Regions from separate parts of the Homo sapiens genome. Here region 1 is linked to region 2. The links are chromatin contacts, found by Hi-C or POLR2A ChIA-PET in ENCODE. All regions are on one chromosome and are shown on one strand. Each heading gives the region's core, a stretch centred on a gene start or an enhancer-like site at or near the end of the contact. The rest is flanking DNA. Distances are from core to core; before and after follow the strand shown. Region 1 overlaps TBX5 (T-box transcription factor 5). Region 2 holds the start of LINC02459 (long intergenic non-protein coding RNA 2459).

Region 1 (6,669 bases), core at 1,370-3,869, 110 kb after region 2:
TCCTAATTTGGATGATGTTCCTCTGAAAGCATAAGACTGACTGTTGTATAGAGTTGATAAAATTAGTTTCAAAGGCAATGTCTTCAAAGGCAACTTTTTTTTTTTTTAAACTGAACCCATCAGAATAAATATCTATTTGGAGCACAGTCAGAACCTGTTCAGTGAAACTTTACTAATGCAGTCCTTTGGGGGAACAGGAAAGCCATTGACCTAGTTTCTCCATTGCACTTGAAAGAAGCTGAATTGTCATTTCTTTATAATTAATTCACACTTCTCAGGGCTTCTTTGCCTGGGAAAGGTCCCAGGGGACCTGATTAAATGAATAACTTGTAATCAACAAGCCAATTGTTTCTTTTTCAAGGGGATGTGGCATATTTGATAGCTCTTGATAATTTGAGGGATGCGGGCATCAAAATTACAAAAACAGAACAAATCTGCTGCACAAATGTACTCACCAATTTGCTGCTCTCTTCTGTCCCATATGTGTTTTAGAGCTCAAGTTCACAAATCCTAGATCCATGGATTTAAAATCAATATCTGATTCACTGATGGTTCATAAAGTTATTTGCAGTAGAACCCCCAAAACGCCTGGCTCCAACAATTAATTCAGAGAAAGAGATTCTTGAAAAACCCAAACATTAGGTGTTACATATAATATGACCGATACCATTTTAAATAGGTTGGAATTCCTAAAGACTTTTCTTCTCCAGTGCCTACACAAATTCCATTAAAACAAGTAACCTCATTCCAAGGATATAAACCAGTGGATCATATATTCAGCTTCATCACACTCAAGGACAATGGATCCCAAATTCTCCTGCGATGGGCATGAGAAATCACGTGAGGTGAGAAATTCACATGCAAGACAACCTCTTCCTGTTTCCTCCAATTCCTATCCCCTCTATTCAGTCGGTAGAAAGAACAGGAAAAAAAAAAAATGGGTGTTCAACTTCCTTGTACTTGTTTAAGCACATGGTATTTATTAGGCATTAATTGGCACACAAATATAAGGCACGAGTACTTAATCCTCACCCTCCCCCCTTAGCAACGTAAAGAGACATAATCGCATAGGGACACTCACTTACAAACACACTCACACTCTCTCACGTACTTAAACACACTCAGCCTCACATCTTACCCTGTTCTCTTTATTAGGGTCTGTTTATAAAAAAGGAAAAAAAAAATTCTTTTTAATCAAAAAAAGCAAAGCACATTCGAAAGAGGAAAAAAACAAAAAAAAACAAAAAAACACAAACTTGGTTTTGAGTATCAATAAAATTAAAAGCTCTTGGCCAGCTCCTATGCTGGGTTTCATTTCATGTTATTACTTAATTAGAATTCCTATTTATAAATAAATAGTACCAGTAAAATATTACATCTGAAGAACCCTACCATAACACTTTACTTACACACTTTTTTTAATACTGTTTTCGGCTTTCAGTAAACACAGTTTTGTGTTGGCATTGGTGTGGGCGTGGTTTCTTTGGCGAGATATCATTGGTGACTGTGTCTTGCCTCTTCTGTAGGAATTGTGCATTTTGCTTGACATCCAGTTTGGGTTGTTGGTGATGGAGGTTTGGAAGGTTGGGGCTGGCCTTGTTTTTTTCAAAAAAAATTTTTTTAATCAGGAAGAATATTTATTTTGGCTTTTTGTCCACAACTCTTGTCAACACAGAGCTTGCACTGTTATCACAGTCCTGCCTACATGTAAACGGGGGCTTTTTAAGTTTTTCAAAGCAAGCTTTCCGGAAGGGAAGCTATAGGCCACGTTTTAGCGACAGACAGCTGGAAAGACAGAGCTGGCAAGATGGTAGGGCTGAATAAGATAGGATGCCAGGGAGCGTCAGTGTTATCCTGACTCCATGGGTAAGTAGAGGCAAAACTGAGCACGTGATATTGGAGAAGGCAGGACAAAACCAAAGCAAATGGGGACATACAGAGGCTTTTCAGAAACATCACATGGCAGAGGTAGGTGCTTTTCTTAGTCAAGGGGAAACGTGAATTTAGGTTTCAGGGATGGTTTACTTGAAGGGAATCCCGCAAGTACATATTTTGAAATATACTTGCCTCAGACCTCCCCCCAAATAAGGGACTGGGTCCCATTAAGAAAATTGAAAGAAAAAAATATATTATCATTTATTATATAACAATGTCAACATTAACACCAAGACAGGGACAGACTCCAACTACGCACTAGGGAAAAACACTCAATGAGGCAAGACTTTCTAGAGCCCAAAAGAAGGAATGGGGGAAGAGATCTGGGGAGTAGCGTGAATGTGGCTGGTTGATGGGTGTGGTGGTAGTGGGGGGTGGGACTCATCTTTTTGTGTTTGTTTTTTTAAGTTTTGAGACAAAACAAGAAAGTCACATTTTTAAAATTGTGGTTTCAAGCTACTGATTAGATCAGCATCCAGCGACCTTGAGTGCAGATGTGAACATTGGGTGAAATGAAAAATCTTGTCCGTGGGGTTCTCTTGGCTACTGTCTCTCTCCTTCTCTCTCTTTCTCCTCTCTCTCTCTCTTTCTCTAGGAAATGTCTGTTGTGAAGCAGGCCTCACTTTAGCTATTGTCGCTCCACTCTGGCACCATGCCAACTCCGTGCACAGAGTGGTACTGATGAGGGGATAGAGTCCTTGGCACGCCATGAGAGTAGAGGAACTCAGGGGGCTGAAGGGTGCCAGGGGACTGCAGGCCAGTCTGAGGCCCACACTGCCTGACCACAGGCTGGTGGGCCACGGAGGTCTGGTGCTGGAACATTCCCTCTCCCAGCTGTGGGGAGCCATGGTTGGCCATGCCAGCCAGCCGAGGGACCAGGGGCCCCGAGGTGAAGTGAGCGGAGAAGTGCTGGTAGGGTAGCCTGTCCATGGGCTGCACGGTGGTGACGGTGCAGCTGCTGTAGGAAGGCATGCTTGGCCACGTGTTGCAGCTGATGTCCTCTAGGCTGGGCACAGGCTCGCTGGGGGGCGCAGAGCTGGCATACATGCAAGCTTGCCGCTGTGCCGACTCTGTCCTGTAGGAGGCACCCAGGCCCTGCTGCTGTGGATAGCTAGAGCGGTAGAAGGAATCTTCTTCACTGGGTGATGTCTCCATGTAGGGCTTCTTATAGGGATGGTCTGTGGTGGAACATTCTTCCTCTGTGAAGACAGGAGAGACAGCAGTGAGGCCAGGAGCAGGCACCAGGCAGCTAAAAGTGGAGACAGTTATTTGGCCAAAGTACTGAAGAATAAGTCCTGAGAGACTGTTAGCCCTAACCGCCATTCTGAATACAAAAAAAGGGGGTTGGATTGTAATGGTTAAGACCTTGGGCTATGGAGTTCTATGCAAACAGTTTGACCTTTCTGGGTTCAGCTTCTTCATCTGTAAGATGGAAAGGGTAGGAAATAGCACTTCCTACAAAGGGCAGTGTTGAGAATTAAATGGGAAAATACATGAAGCACTTAGTCCAGAGCCCAGAAACACTCAATAAATAGCAACTAACCAGGTGCAGTTGTGCACGCCTATAGTTCCAGCTGCTCGGGAGGCCAAGGAAAAAGGATCACTTGAGCCCAGGAGTTTGAGACCAGCCTGGGCAACATAGTGAGACCCCCCATCTCAAAAATAAATAAATAGCAATTATTATTATCTTTCCTCTTCTCCAGCATGTAAATTTCATAAAAGCAGGACATTTTCTGCCTTATCCATGACTATATTCCCAGAACCTAGTAAACACCTACTATTAACAACAGCATCAACAATAAGTCAAAACAAACATATACAGTGTGTACTCTGCGTAGCACGATTCTAAGCACTCTCCAGGAAGTAACACATTTAATCACAACAACCCTACCAGGTGGGTTTTACTATTATCCTCATCTTACAGATGAGAGAAAAAGGACTCACGGAGGTTAAGAAACTTGCCCAAGGTTTCACATGGCTGATAAACAGTAGAGCCAGGATTAGAATCCAAGTAGTCTGACCACAAAGCCCTTGTTTTTCACTGTCTTGATACATAGAGAAAGCATGCAATAAATATTTGTACGATGGATGGATGGATGGATGGATGGATGGATGGATGGATGCATGGATGCATGGATGCATGGATGAGTGGGAGGGAGCTTGAATGAATGTTCAAATTCTTTCCTGATTCCTTATGTAAGCATGTGCCTAGTTAGTATTTGTTAAGTTGGTACAAGTTAATGTGTTGCTGTTTCCTGCTGAGCAAGTCCCTTCCCTTCCCTGTGTACTAGTCATTTCCTAGTGTAGGGAAGTGGAGATAGTTTTGTCTCTGAAAGGGGGTCTCCTTTCACCACTTCGGGGCCACTGGCCCCTTTGAAAACAAGAAAAAGTGCTGGGCTCTTTCCTAGAAAACTGCATTGAAACACAATGTTTTGAAAACTGCATGTGCATACAAGGCTTTGCATACAATTTCAGGGGGTTCAAAGACTCCCTAAAACCCAGACCCCAGGTTAAGAAGCCTAGACATGTCTGGATTTGAATCAGGCTCCTTTACTTAATATCTGCGTGATACCAGCAGGGCATCTACGCTCAGAGACTCATCATCATCTCTGAATCAAAGTGAGTAATACTTACCTTACTGGGTAGCTAAGAACTAAGATTGAGCATGTAAAGTCTCCTGATTTCCGTCAACATGAACAGCTCTTGTTGCAGGGCTAACACCACCAGTCAGGCTCATGGCAGACATAATTCACAATAATACCCTCAAAGTATTCCCTTCAGGGGAAGCAATACTTGGGGATATCTACCAAAGTATAAACCTCAACACAGACTCATTACTTATCTGAAATTTTACCTTCCAAACTGAAAATTCTCTTTCCTCATCTTTCTGTCTCTTTCTAGTCAATAAATGTTAAGAAATTATGTCTGTCTTTGGAGAAGTGAAGAAAAATGAAACACTGGGGCATCCATGCAACTCACTGTGATGGCTCATGGCCATGAAAACAGAATGCTGAACTAAATAACGAGAGGAAATGATCAGAGCTATTATTTATTGAGTACCTACTACATGACCTTACTCTTCATCTCACAGTAATTCCTCAAGGTGTCTGCTGTAATGCCTGTCTCATAAAGGCAGAAACTAAAGCTCAGAGAAGTGACTTGCCCAAGGTCACATGGCTGAGAAGGAACAGAGGCTGGAATCTAAGCCAGATTGGATTGACTTTGCCTACACACCTTGCTTCCAACTCTCTAGATTTCTAATACCCAGTGCCACTCATGCAATCATACAGCAGATAATTACTGAGCTGCTCCAAAGTGCTAGGTATTGTGCCAGGTGCTGGAGATAGAGTGGTGAACATGATCCCGTTTTTGGTGCATGTCCTCAATCCCAGTCTATCCTACCATGAGCAGTAAGTGAGGGAGGCTGACACTCTGTGACTGAGAGGTGGTCCTCAGATATAAAGACACAAGTAAGCCATTGACTCAAGACTAAATCCTTTGGCTTTGGACTGGTTTGTAAAATAGCTCCCAAACCCAGGTAGAGTAGCTTGGGTTTGGATTCCACCAATCAGCTCCATTTGTATCAATGTCCAAGTGACACCCACAGATAAGCCAAAAGTATCCACAAACAAAACATATCTCTTAGGGTTGTGCCCACTTAACAGCAAGTAAACTTATTTCCACTAGACTCTTTCTGGGCCACATATGGGACTTATAGGATACCAAAAAAATTTGTACCAAAAATAAAAAAAAAAGAAAAACACACTCTTCCAGGTGTTCTATCTACATCATGCCAACCATGCAGATGTTTGAAAACATCCAGATGAATGAACGGCCACATTTTTCACCTTTTAACTGTGCGGGGTTTTTTTTGTTTGTTTGTTTGTTTGTTTGTTTGTTTGGAGGCTTGAAGACATTGCTATACTCAGCTTCTTTTTGTCCTCACCACCTCCTCCCTTGATTCCTTTCCTTCAATTCTTCCTTCCTTCCCCCAGATTCATAAACCTGAGTGTTTCCATTGTTGCTGGAATCATAACCTTTGGGTTTTCCAATTAACCAGGGTGTTACCCTTTTCAATAATAGAAAGTACAGCTGCAGGGCACCCTTAGCAAGAGGAAAAAAAAACAAGGCAAACTAACTATTTTCAAGTTTCTGATCCCCTTCCAGATTTGTTACAAGTAAAAAAGGAAGAATAATAAGAAAACGGCCGGAACACATTTTGGAAAATCGTAAAATTATACATTCCAGTCTTTAATACCCCAAAGATCTAATGCAGAGCACTAAGAAAAACTCAATCTTGGCTTATTGATGAAAGCAGGTCCTGAACATTCTCAAATTCCTCTCAGGCCTCATCACATTGTAAAGAAATTCCAACTCAAGGATCCAAATTTCAGGTCAGTCATGATAAATGCTCTGGATGTAATCTCTGTGTTTATTTTGGTTATGGCTCAGTTTCTTTCTTTTTTCTCTTCTTTGAGAGCCCAATAACTGTTCAACAGCAAAGACCTATCTCCAGCCAAGTCATGATTAACTTTCAGGGTTGGTAAATGGGCTATACTTAAGTATCAAGTCTTCTGATGAGATGAGTCCACAACTCGGCTTCAGAAAGTTGCATATTAAGAGTGGTCAGTTATATTGCAACTATCCTAAACCGAAATGAGTCTCTTAGGTAACAGTAAATTCTTCCTGATTCTGACCACTCATTATGGCATGGCACTGTAGAAAACCCTAGTA
Region 2 (7,040 bases), core at 1,603-4,102:
GGGTGGCTGTTCTGTCTGAGCAAAGGGGAAAGGCTGGCAACGTATTATCAGCTGGCTCTGAAGAGCACTGATGAATCATCAGCTGTCATTCTATTATTATCCAGGCTTCAGGCACCCAACCTCTTATCTGTACTTGCTCTGCAAAAATATGTTCTCCCTCCACAGAGAAACTTTGGTGCACAGCGCTGGTGGATTCATGGAATAAAGCCACAGTATGGAGCTTCCAAAAGTTTCAAAATCCTCCCATCCAATGCACAGAGCGGTATGCAACTGAAGGCTTATTCCTCCACTGAGTAACTGTCTCTTGCTGTGTGGAAGACGGTGGCTTGGTTGCAGAAAGCCTAAAGATGTCTCCCAACTGCCCCTTCGAAACTTGGGCTGCAAATTCTGTTTGCCCCTTTGATTTCTTCACCCCATCTGTGTCCTGGGAGGCTGGGTCAAAATCACGGCTCTATTGTCTTCTATCTTCCTGCTGGGTTTTGCCTGTGGGAAATTAGGAGAGCAGGGCGGGAGGGAAAAGAGAGATCAAGGTACTTATTCCCTGGCTCCCTCCATGCCGGCCCTACATGGACTTAGCAGTGGCTGCTTTTCTCTATGAAAGGCTGCAGCTTCTTCCAGGGAGTCCTCTCTTAAACTCTCATCCTTACCAGGTTCTGGACCTTCTATGAAACCCTGTCCCTTAGGTCTCAAAGTGGTAGTAATTTTCCCCCTTGCTAGCCTCGGGGTTCTCTGCCATCCCTGTCAATTCCCTAAACCCAGTCCCACAGCGTTGTAATGACCCCTTCATTCCACCCTCTCTCACCCATTTTGACTGTGCATTTATTTCCTGCTGGGACATAAAAGCCTTCTCTGAACCTCAGTTTACCCATCCATGAAATGAGTCCTTCTCCTTCCCAGTCCATCTTGCAGAGGTTGCCTCAAGGGCAAAGCAAAACCTGGATGGGAAAACTCTCTGGGGAAAACAGAAGTTCAAAGTGCCACCCAGGAGCCAGGCATTCGTGTTATTAATAAAAGCCAGATAGGACTCTTCCATCTGCCTGTGCCTGCCTCCTCAGAATCCCCCTCCCCTTCACGCCCCCTGACCTCCTCTCCATGTCTCCGCCTTGACATCCTCCTCCCCTGGCTGGTGTTCCCACTAAAGCCATCTTCCCTTCCCCCGCTCATCCTGCACCTCCATGTCTGTGGAGGGATGAAGTGCCCGGCTAATATAAGCGTGTTTACATTAAAATATAAGGACAATTACACCAGCCGATCTAATAGTCGGCTCTGTATATGTTACCAAGTACTTAGGGCTCTCTTTTGGAAAGCCATTATGCCCATGTGATTCCCCTCAAAGCCTTTCTTGAGGATTTTGTTTTGACAGGAGGGCATTAAGGGGTTGAAACTGATAGCATAAGCACACCACTTACACACTTTGATCAAATCGGTCCATAATTCTCCTGCAGAAAGTCTTGTATATATTAGGAAGGAAATTAATTTTATTGCTGCTGCGGCTTTGCTGGTTAATGGCCCAGCAAGTCAGCCGGCCCCAGAAGGCGAGCCGTGGGAGGTGGGCTCACCGCTATCCTCCCAGGCCCAAGGTCCACGGCCACAGGTGAGTACGATCCAGAGGGCACAAGGCAGGAGAGCCCCGGATGCCGCAGGCTTCGGGGTGTAGGCAGCTGCAACCTGCTCCCTCTGAGCTGACCTCTCACCAGAGTTGTCACAGCTGAAATGCATATGGGGCGCTTACTGCATAATGTGGATTTGGTCCAAGCACACAGCACATGTCACAAGCTATCAGCATTGGAGGGGAATTCAAACACATACCATAATTTGAAAGACTTTGAGGGTGAAATGGTATCGTCCATTTATATTTGTACTGTTAGGAAACAGAGCTGGGAGAAGAAGATAATTTAAATAGCAAGGGTGTTGATCTGCCTATCATTTCATTTAATGAGCACGTACCCCAAAGTTGGTATGAGATACCAGATGGGAACAGGATCTCCTGGCTCTCTCTGGTCCCTGTGTGCTAAGATTGAGCCTAGAGATTAAGATGATAGTGTTTTGTACAGAATGCCCCCAAATGTCAGGCAGCCATTTCATCCGGCCCCTTCAAATGAACGAATACCAAACTGTTGCTATACTCAAGGGACAATGGTGCTTAAAGGAGTATTTTGTGCATGTATGGTTTTTGCCTTTCTCACTGATTTTGGAACTTAACTTCCCCACAAAAGGTAACTCCTTGTACTTCAAAAAAAAAAAAAAAAATTCAAGTAAAATTTTAAAACCACACATATCTATGAAAACCATCATCAATGTCATTATCGGGTGAAAGGTGAGGAGTATGGGAAGGAATAGATATGACAATACAGATGCTGGTAATTGCTGAAGCTGGCAGAAGGTACAGGGAGAGGAATACACTACACTATTCTGTTTACTTTGTTTATGTTTGAAATTTTTTATAATAAAAATTAAAGATCTTAAGGCTGGTCTTCTAATGACCTCATTTCTATTATCTTGAATTCTAGAATGCTTACTGGAGTGGGAGAGAGAAGGGTCGAATAGAGGTCTCACAAGAGGAATTGAGTTTAACCCCACAGGACAGGTTGTATGTGAGAATGTCATTCATCACACGTGTTTTGGGGTTTTTTGTGTATTTTTTTCTGGTATAAAAAAGAGATGGAGGACTTTGGGGCATAGAGGGGCAAAGGCACGAATTTTGCAGTCAGGTGACCATGTTCTGATCTCAGTTCTGTCACCGTGGGACCTTAAGCAAGACACTCTTTGAGTGTCAGTTTCTTCATCTGCAAGATAGGGATAATACTTACTTGACAGGATTACATGATCACAGCACAGGTAAAGTGCCTGGTACAATCTAGCCCTCAGTAAATAGTGGCTGGGGTCTGCATGTGTAAATCTTTGCCTCTCAGCAGGAACTCTTTTTTCTAATGATATCACTCTGGTTTTCCTCTGGGAAACTGCCCTTCCCTCTACTTCCAGTCCATGCGCTTTAGGTGCTGTGACTCCACCCCAAGCTACAACGGGCATGTAACTCAGGATGGCCAATCACACCTCCTTCCTGCCTTAGGGTGTGGTTTAGGTGCTGTGACTCCACCCCCAGCTACTAATGGGCATGTGGCTCAGGGTGGCCAATCACAGCTCCTTCCTGCCTTACGTTGGTTTAGGTGCCGTGACTCCACTCCCAGCTACAATGGGCATGTGACTCAGGATGGCCAATCACAGATGCTTCCTGACTTAGGTTAGTTTAGGTGCTGTGACTCCACCCCCAGCTACTATGGACATGTGACTCAGGATGGCCAATCACAGCTCCTTCCTGGCTTAGGGTGGTTTAGGTGCCATGAGTCCACCCCCAGCTACAATGGGCGTGCGACTCAGGATGGGCAATCACAGCTCCTTCCTGCCTTAGGTTAGTTTAAGTGCTGTGACTCCACCCCCAGCTACAATGGGCATGTGACTCAGGGTGACCAATCACAGCTCCTCCCTGCCTTAGGGAGTCACAGATGTCATGTGGCCACATTAGAACCAATAAGACAGATGTGTCATAGACTTTCACTGGCTTTTTTGATGGAGAAGCATGCTCTCTTATTGGAGATGAGAATGTAAGCCTGGATTTGCGAGCAGCCACTACTTTGCGAAAAGCAGGACTGAGGTAGACTAAATGTAGGCAGAAAGAAAATAACACCCACTCCTGAAAGAAAGTGAAAAAAAGACCCAGTCCCTGGATCAAGCCATTACTAAACCTATTGCATTTAGCCAAGCAACTGCCTTTGGGGCTTAAGCTCCTGTTAGGTTTTCTGTCACTTGCGAGGGAAAATTCTGACTACTACAATTATTATTGCCATTATTATTACTATCACTTGTCAGTTACAGTAGCCTATTTTTGTTCCTATTATATGAAACTTCCTTCTGAGATGGTGCCCTTTGGGATCTGTTATTCTAATGTCATATTATCCACCCAGCTTTGTAGTTTGTATCATTTGTGGTATTTCTTGCCTTCAGTATCACTGCTACACCATAAACATGTCTAAGGACTCTGGTCTAACATGACTAAGAAGGGAATAAAAAGAGATATTATCCTGCCAGGCAAATTCTGAAAACGCCCAGCCTCTTGGTAGGACCCCTAGAATATGACCAGTGGGGTGGCAAGCCCTGGTATCCCCAACATACTTTGGGGTGGGCATAGGGGCTATTTATGCTCCTAGAACTGAACAAGGCAACAACAGGGATAAGAGGTCTTAGACAAGTTTGTACGATAAGGGGCCTGAACCTTATCAGCTCATGGTTCACCTTCCAGTTATCTGCTGCCATGTAACAAATGGTCCCAAAATTAATGGTGTAAAACAACAATTATTTTATTAAGCTCGCAGATTCCATGGGTCAGGAAGTCAGACAAGGCGTGGTGGGTAATGAATTGTCTCTAGTCCACAGTATCTGGAACTTCAGCTTGGAAGACACATGGCTAGCAGTGACTTGAACAGTGGGAGCTGGGAGCATCTGGAAGCTTCTTTTTTTTTTTTTTTTTTTTTTTCGGAGTCTTGCTCTGTCACCCAGGCTGGAGTGCAATGGCACGATCTAGGCTCACTGCAACCTCTGCCTCCTGGGTTCAAGCAATTCTCCTGCCTCAGCCTCCCAAGTAGCTGGGATTACAGGCACCCACCACCATGCCCAGCTAATTTTTGTATTTTCAGTAAAGACAGGGTTTCACCATGTTGGTCAAGCCGGTCTTGAACTACTGACCTCAGGTAATCCACCCACCTCTTAACCATCTCTTTGGTGCCTGGGCTGGCATACCTGGAATGCTAGGCTCAACTGAAACCTACATGTTGATCAAGCTGGTCTTGAACTACTGACCTCAGGTAATCCACCCACCTCTTAACCATCTCTTTGGTGCCTGGGCTGGGATACCTGGAATGCTAGGCTCAACTGAAACCTACATGTGGGCTCTTCTTGTAGCTTGGGCTTCTCACAACATGGCAGCTGCGCTCCAGATATCCCAACAGGGAACATCTAGAGAAGATGTGTTCCAAGAGAATGGGGAGGAAGCTGCAGAAGCTTTTCTGATTCAGCCTCAGAAATTATACTATGTCACTTCTGCTGCATTTCATTGGTTATACATGAGTTGCTAAGACCAGCCCAGATTCAAGGGAAAGGAATTAGGCTCCACCTCTTGGTGGGGAAGTGACAAGGTAACATTACAGAAGAGAATGATGAATGAGAAATATTATTGCAGGCACCATTGGAAAATGCCATTAACCATGGTGCCCAGGTACTGCCACCATACCTAGGGTAGAGACAATACCCAATGCTTACTAAGAATTTACTAAGCGGCAAGCACAGAGCTAACCAGTTTATATGAATGGTCTCATTTCATTCTCATAACTCTATGAGGCAGCTATCATCTTTATACTCCTATAACAATGTAGAATAGAGAATCAAGAGGGTAAGTGACTTGCCCAAGGTCCCCCAGCTAGCAAATGAAGGAGCTGAGATTCAACCCCAGGCCTGCATGAGCCTCGACATACTTAATAATGTGCTGTTTTGCCTACAACTTCCCTTTTCCTCTTCCACCCTGTCCCCTTTCTGCCTGTCCTTGAGAAATTCTTCTGTCTTTCAAGAAATATCCTGCTCTTTATTTTCACCTGATTTCACCTAGAAGCATGGAATTTAAGAGCATTGTCTCTACTCTCATAGGTAAAGCAGGGAATACAACCCCAATCTGACAGATGGGAAAACGAAGGGCCATAGAAGGAAAGTAACTTGCTAAGGTCACACTCAAGGTCATTGGCTCAAATTACTAATCGGTTTATGGGTTGCACATCACCCTTGAACAGTACCTTGACCGGGCCTCCCTGTGATATATGAGGGTAGGGTCTCTGCTGCCCTTTATGCCTCACCATGACCGGCTTTTCTCCTCTACCCCGGTCCTGTTCGAGGATTCCCTCTGTCTCCAGTCGGGCTGCTCCCATGGCTGTCAGACACATAAATGATGGGTTCCTTGGCCCCTGTTTCTTCCCGTCTCTCCCAATCTCCCTTTCCTTTACCCCAATCCAGCTTTGGCCTCCCGAGCTATCTCATCTCCTTCCCAGTGGGGGATTGTGGCATGTCCAGAGAGTGTCCAGCCCTGAGAACTGTTTACACTAGAGATTAGCATTTATCTCTATCCTTTCAACCTCTCTCCCCATGCTCAGTGCTGCTGTCTGCATCAAGGATGGAGGAGCAGCCCCCAGAGATGAGAGCCAGCCAGGCTGGGGTTACCTCCCTGGCATCTGCATCCCCTGAACCCTCTTTCCCACCATCTTTGGGATCAGTCCTCCTGTTCTTGTTCAATCTCTGAAAATCTTGCGGTTTCTGGATAAATGCCAGTGACCCCCTAAAAAGGTAAGCCTGTACCTTCTTTTTGAAGAGGAGTTTTACTTGTGGGTATTTGAGCCATGTAAGCCCTTTTTAACCCACAAAATATACTAGGACCCTTATTCTACAGAAACTCTCACATGTCTATGCAAAGGTAAAAGCATATTCATTTTAATATTTTTTGTTGAAAGAATGAAAATGTAGGAAAAAAATATATCTTCGTCAATAGCAAATAGCCTGACTAAACTCTGCTCCATCCATACTCTGGACTAGTAGGCAGTCATTAAAGAAATGAGGTCATCCTGCGTGTTCCAATCTGAGAAGATGTTCAGATTATATAGTGTTTTCTTTAGGGCCCCAGAAGGACACTGATGGCACATTTAAACTGAGTCATTTAAAAAGAGTTAAACAAAGGGTCTATTTGTAAAGGTGTGAGCAGGGTTTAAAGAAACCAACAAGGGGCAGTGTAGCAACATGAGGGAGCTGTTACCGCTGTAGGCCGGAGGGGGAAGAGGAGCTGGGGTGCCTCATTAGCCAAACCCAGCCAGAAACTAGAGAGCAAGGGAGTGTAATGATGCAGTTCCCCAGGGTGCAGAGCGGGGTAGAGAAAGGTAGAGATAGATATACATGGGCAGAAAGAATTAATCCAGCACACAGAGCTAAAAGAAGAAGAAAAAAGAAAACTA

The links. Hi-C counts contacts between places; a loop is a spot of excess contacts on that map. ChIA-PET counts read pairs that join two places held with the same protein, here RNA polymerase II (POLR2A). Pooled maps may share reads with other maps.
Region 1: a map of heart left ventricle shows a loop between it and region 2 (2.3-fold over the local background). The contact joins the enhancer-like site here to the promoter of LINC02459 in region 2. A Hi-C loop is called at or near these places in 3 of 168 maps with a recorded cell type or tissue (Right ventricle myocardium inferior, heart left ventricle and right cardiac atrium) and 1 of 50 pooled maps. POLR2A ChIA-PET finds 5 or more read pairs at or near these places in 2 of 52 experiments (BJ and Panc1).

The regions. Positions count from the first base shown.
Region 1 is chr12:114,352,973-114,359,641 of GRCh38, forward strand. TBX5 (T-box transcription factor 5) reads right to left here. Exons shown (of 9, transcript NM_181486.4): 9 at 939-3,134. The coding sequence ends at 2,560. Among named protein-coding and RNA genes, the nearest start is that of TBX5, 50 kb to the right of the region's middle. Within about 2 kb of position 2,620, at least 3 of the 41 ENCODE cell types and tissues checked have a DNase peak (open chromatin) inside an H3K27ac peak, as active enhancers do; they include heart left ventricle, where a contact is called at or near this core.
Region 2 is chr12:114,238,918-114,245,957 of GRCh38, forward strand. LINC02459 (long intergenic non-protein coding RNA 2459) reads right to left here and starts at 2,853. Exons shown (of 2, transcript NR_146536.1): 1 at 2,811-2,853; 2 at 54-483. RefSeq lists an enhancer at 3,087-3,381.